Regions from separate parts of the Homo sapiens genome. Here region 1 is linked to region 2. A link is an interaction called in ENCODE POLR2A ChIA-PET data of the cell type or tissue named here. Cell type or tissue: HepG2. All regions are shown on one strand. Each heading gives the region's core, and the rest is flanking DNA. Links, peaks and the distances in the headings are about the cores only. Region 1 has its middle 110 kb from the start of CENPE. Region 2 has its middle 40 kb from the start of LINC02428.

The links. ChIA-PET counts read pairs that join two places held together with the same protein. Peaks named below come from ENCODE experiments on the same cell type or tissue, not always from the same donor. Only the 100,000 strongest peaks of a DNase experiment are listed, where the experiment ranks them.
Region 1: POLR2A ChIA-PET joins it to region 2 with 6 read pairs; 2 of 35 experiments call an interaction of 5 or more read pairs at or near these places.

The regions. Positions count from the first base shown.
Region 1 is chr4:103,305,308-103,308,217 of GRCh38, forward strand. No RefSeq gene overlaps it. Among named protein-coding and RNA genes, the nearest start is that of CENPE, 110 kb to the left of the region's middle. RefSeq lists an enhancer at 1,561-2,078. In HepG2, for the core only: no CTCF peak of the experiment used is centred there; a DNase peak (open chromatin) is centred at 1,664; H3K4me3 peaks cover 1,565 bases.
Region 2 is chr4:103,383,210-103,386,119 of GRCh38, forward strand. No RefSeq gene overlaps it. Among named protein-coding and RNA genes, the nearest start is that of LINC02428, 40 kb to the right of the region's middle. In HepG2, for the core only: no CTCF peak of the experiment used is centred there; no DNase peak of the experiment used is centred there.

The DNA of each region.
Region 1 (2,910 bases), core at 229-2,728, 78 kb before region 2:
CTTTAACTGTGATGTAATTTGAGTACACTTTTATTTGATTTCTTTTCTGGATGTTTTCAGAGGGCCAAGGCTTTGTGTAGGGTCTTTATTTGTAGCTGACTTCTTGTCCTTGGTTTCACAGGAGGGCATATTAGCAAAGTATTTTTGGTGTTGAATTTTGGGCTTTGATCCAGTAGATGGTGTTTAAGCATAATGGCCAATAGCTAGGCTCTTGCTTGGCCACGTGGCTCCTCTGTGTTTCCTCATGATTGCGGCTGTGCTCCCACTCAGTGCTTTGAAGTTGTGGGCTCCTCTCCTCCTTCAGTGCTGGCTGTAGATCTTGGCTTGGTATACCACAGCCCTGGAGTGAGCTCAGGCTTTATGTTCCTTCCCCAACTTGGAGGCAGCAGGGCAAGGGGCCTTGGAAGTGGCTGTGGCAGAGGCAGAGGGGCTTTCATTTGTTTCTTGGGGCTCCACTCAAAAGAAAAGCAGAGCCGCTGCCAATTGGTGTGACTGGCCTGGGGTGGGGCAGCTGTGTTGTGAGCCCAAGCTGTGGGGCCCTGCCTGGTGATGAATTGGGGGTGGGGAGCTCACAAGGGAGATAGAGTGGTCTCTTTTCCTTAGGGAGACTGCAGCTTGCTGGAGTTGTGGGTAAAGCCTTCAGGATCTTTGTTCCTTCCCCATTCTAAGGGCAGTACCACTGCAGTGGCAGGTGCAGAGGGACTTTCAGTTGCCTCTGGGAGCTCTATCTCAGAGAAATGCAGAGCCACTGTTAATGGAAATGTTCAGCCATTTCCATGTCCAGCCACTGGAAATGTTCAGCAGTGCAGGAGTGGCTGCACTGCTGGCTTGAGCTGGGGGGCCCTGATTGGCGAAGAGTGGCGGGGGGGGGGGGGGGGGGTGGAAGGATCACAGAGAGGAGAGACTGGGCTCCTTTCCATATGACAACAGTGAAGTGGCCTCATTGTTTGGGGTGACACCCAGAGCTTTTGGTCTCATGGCCAAGGAAATCAAGGATGTGACACACCAAGGATGAGGTTGAGAATAGAAATTTAATAGGAAAAAGAAAGAGAACAGCTCTCTGCTACAGAGAGGGATCCCAGAAAAAGGGTTGCTGTACTGCAGTGAAATGCAGGGGTTTTTATAGACGAGCTAGTGGGGAGGTGGTATCTGATCAGCATAGAGCATGAAAAACCAGTTAGGACCAGGTGTGCTATCTACTTAGGGTACAAATCTCTGGTAGCCCCCCACCCCAATGTTTTATTATGCAGGCAGTTCCTCAGCTTGAGCTATTCCATGTTGCTTATTTCTTTCTTACTGTGCATCTGCTAAAAAGGGGAGGTGGAACCCCCATGGTGGACGTGCCTGGTCCTTTGTAGCCCTTTCTATCTGTGCAACGGCCAGCATCCCCTCATGCAAGCTTCCAGCTTCCTTATCTATGTTTGCAGCCCAATCTTCCAGTTGCTGTTTGTTAGAAAAGAAGTGATTTCTTGGGCTGCTTTTTGTGAGAAGCGAAGTTCTGTCTGGGACTATTTGCCCTCACTATCTGTCTAAATCATTTTTATCTACTCCTGTATCAACATTGGTGTGCTGGAATTGCAAGTAAAGTTCCTAGGCTCTTAGTCGGGTGGCAGCAAGGTCAGAATCACTTCAGTGGCAGTGACAGAGCGGCTGTTGTTTGCCTCTGGAAGCTCCACCCCAGAGAAACAGAGCCGCTGCCAGTGGGAATGTTCAGCTGGGGGTGGGGCAGCTGCTCTGCAGTCATGAGCTTGGGGCCCTGCCTGGTAAAGAGTCCGGGGTGGCGGTTCACAGGGAAGAAAGTCTGGGCTCCTTTCTGCATGATGGCTGCCATGTGCTGGGGTGCCAGCATAGCGACCACACCCTTTCTTCCTCTCCCAGACCGAGAGCAGCAAGGGCAGTACCACTGAAGCTGCAATGGCAGAGGGACTTTGGGTTGTCTCTGGAGTTTCCTCCCTGGAGAAATGCAAAGCTGCCACTGACTGAAGTATTCAGGCTGGGGCAGAGTGGTTGTGCTGGGGGCCCAGGTGGAGAGGCCCTCCACGGTGAGGAGCAGCTGAGGCACGGACCTGCATCGAAACAGACTGGCCGCTTTTCTGTAAGGCAACGGAACTATGCTGAGGGTCCATGTTAGATTCTAATCACTGCTTTTCCTCTGGAGTCCGAGGGTAACAGGAGAGAGGACTGTGTAGCAGCAAACATGAGAGCCTGTCTGCTGCCTCTGGTAGCTGCGTCTCAGGGAAGTGCAGAGCTGTTCCCCGATGGAGAGCTCAGGAGTGGTTGGGGTGGCTGCATTACGGTCCCAGGCCAGTGGGCCGTGTCCAGAGAGGTGCAGTAGAGGTGAGGCCTGCTGTTCATCCACTGCTCAGTCCACGGATTCGGCCCCTATCCTGGGGGCATGCTAGGGATCCTGGCCTCCGATGTTGCAGGAGCTGCAGCTGCTGGTGCTGGGATGCCCAGGGATCAAAGAGTCCCGTACTTCTCATGTGCCTGAACTGTGACTGTGCCCAGACTCCACATGGCTGTCTTTTTCAGTCTGGAGGCCCCGGCTGGGGGAGAGTCATGGGGGAATCTCTTGATTTCAGGGTTGCAAAGTTCCGTGGCAGAAATGTGGGTCCCTAGGAACTCTCACTAGCTCACTGTTTCTTCGCAGTGGGAGTCTCCCATGGCTCTGCGCCACTCCTGGGTGGGTGGCTGTCGTGTCTCACTCTTCTCTGTTCTACATAGGTCGTGTTGCTTCCTTGATGATTCCCAGTGCGTCCTCCTGGAAGATCCAGTTGAAGAGCTAGTATTTACTCAACACTCTTCTCTCTGTGAGAGCGGCCCACACTAGTTGCTCCTAGTCATTTATCTTGGCCGGAATCTTCTCTGTTCTCTGGTTATCTCCATGTCTGCCCCCTGCCAACACTGACA
Region 2 (2,910 bases), core at 308-2,807:
TGAAAAAAAACTAGAAATCAATGACAAGAGGAACTTTGGAAGTTTGAAACTTTGGGGATTTTGAAAACATATGAAAATTAAACAATATGCTTCTGAATGACCAGTGGGCCAATGAAGAAATTACAAAAGAAATTAAAAAAAATTCTTGAAACAAATGAAAGTGGAAACACAATATACCAAAACCTATGGGATACAGCAAAAGCAATACTAAGAGCAATGTTTATAGCAATAAACACCTACATCAAAGTAGAAAATCTTCAAATAAACAACCTAATGATGCATCTTAAAGAAATAGAAAAGCAAGAGCAAACTGAATCCAAAAGTAGTAGAAGAAAAGAAATAAGAATCAGAGCAGAAATAAATAAATTTGACACAAAAAACAACACAAAATCAATGAAATGAAGAGTTGGTTATTTGAAATGGTAAACAAAATTGACAAACTTTTAGGCAGACTAAGAAGAAAACCAGAAGACTCAAAAAAAAAATCATAGAGGAAAAAAAGACACAACTGATATTGCAAAAATTAAAGGGATCGTTAGAGACTACTATGAGCAAGTGTATTCCAATAAACTTGAAAACCTAGAAAAAATGGATAAATTCCTACACACATACAACTTACCAAGCTTGAACCATGAAGAAAATCTCAAACCTGAACAGACCAATAATAAGCAATGAGATTGAAGTCATGTTAAAGAGTCTCCAGGAAAGGAAAAGCCTGGGACCCAATGGATTCACTGTTGAATTTTACCAGACAGTTAAAGGAGAACTAATGCCTATCATATCCAAATTATTCTGGAAAATAGAGGTGGAAGGAATACTTCCAAACTCATTCTACAAGGCCAATATTACCCCGATACCAAAACCACATAGAGACACATTAAAAAAAAGAAAACTGTATGCCAATATCCCTGATGAAACTGATACAAAAATCCTCAACAAAATAGTAGCAAACTTAATTCAACAATACATTACAAAGATCATTCATCATGACCAAAGTGAGATTTACCCCAGAGATACCAGGATAGTTCAATTTACATGTATCAATCAGCAAGATAGATCATACCAACAGAATGAAGGACAAAAACCATTGACCACTTCAAATGATGCTGAAAAATCATTTGATAAAATTCAACATCCCTTAATGGTCAAAACCCTCAAGAAAGTAGGCATTGAAGGAACATACCTCAAAACAATAAGAGCTATATATGAAAGATCAACAGCTAGTAGCATACTGAATAGGGAAAAAACTGAAAGTATTTCCCGTAAGTTCTGGAATGTAATAAGGATACCCACTTTTACCTCTATTATTTAACATAGTACTGAAAGTTCCAGCTGGAGTAATCAGACTTGAGAGAGAAATAAAGAGTATTCAAATTGGAAAAGAAAAAGTCAAATTATCTTTGTTTGCAAATAATATGATCTTATATTTGGAGAAACCTAAAGACTTCACAAAAAAAACTATTACAACTAATAAACAAATGCAGTAAAGTTGCAGGATAAAAAAATTAACATACAAAAAAATCTTGGGAGGCTGAAGTGAGCAGATCAAGAGGTCAGGAGATCAAGACCATCCTGGCTAACATGGTGAAACCCTATTTTTACTACACACACACACACACACACACACACACACACAAAATTAGCCAGGCAAGGTGGAATGTAACTGTAGTCCCAGCTACTCAGGAGGGTGAGGCAGGAGAATCACTTGAACCTGGGAGGCAAAGGTTGCAGTGAGCCGAGATCATGCCACTACATTCCAGCCTGGGAGACCAAGCAAGACTCCGTCTCAAAAAAAAAAAAAAAAAAAAAAAAAAAAAAAAAAAAAAAAAAAATCGGCAGCATTTTTATATGCCAACAGCAAACAACCTGAAAAAGAAATCAAGAGATAGCTAGCAAGACGGCCAAATAGGAACAGCTCTGGTCCGTAGCTCCCACTGAGATCAACACAGAAGGTGGGTGATTTCTGCATTTTCAACTAAGGTACCCCATTCATCTCACTGGGACTAGTTAGACAGTGGGTGTAGCTCACGGAGGGCGAGCCGAAGCAGGGTGGGGTGTTGCCTCACCTGGGAAGTCCAAGGGGATGGGGAACTCCCTCCCCTAGCCAAGTGAAGCCATGAGGGACTGTGCCGTGAGGAATGATGCACTCAGGCCCAGATACTATGCTTTTCCCATGGTCTTCGCAACCCACAGACCAGGAGATTCCCTCCAATGCCTATGCCACCAGAGCCCTGGGTTTCAAGCCTAAAACTGGGTGGCCGTTTGGGCAGACACCAAACTAGCTGCAGGATTATTTTTTTTCATACCCCGGGGTGCTTGGAATGCAGTGAGACAGAACCGTTCACTCCCCTGGAAAGGGGGCTGAAGCCAGGGGGCCAAGTGGTTTAGCTCAGAGGAGCCCACCCCCATGGAACCCAGCAAGCTAAGATCCACTGGCTTGAAATTCTTGCTGCCATCACAGCAGTGTGAAGTCAACCTGGGATGCTAGAGTTTGGTGGGAGGAGGGGCATCCACCACTAATGAGGCTTGTGTAGGTAGTTTTTCCCTCACAGTGTAAACAAAGCCACCAGGAAGTTCGAACTGGGTGGAGCCCACCACAGCTCAGCAAAGCCGCTGTAGCCAGACTGCCTCTCTAGTTTCCTCCACTCTGGGTAGGGCATCTCTGAAAGAAAGGCAGCAGCCCCAGTCAGGGCCTTATAGATAAAACCCATCTCCCTGGGACAGAGCACCTAGGGGAAGGGGCAGCTTCAGCAGACATAAACGTCCCTGCCTGATGGCTCTGAAGAAAGCAGCAGCTCTCCCAGTACAACGTTCGAGCTCTGATAGGGGACAGACTGCCTCCTCAAGTGGGTCCCTGACCCCCGTGTCTCCTGACTGGGAGACACCTCCAAGCAGGGGCCGACAAACACC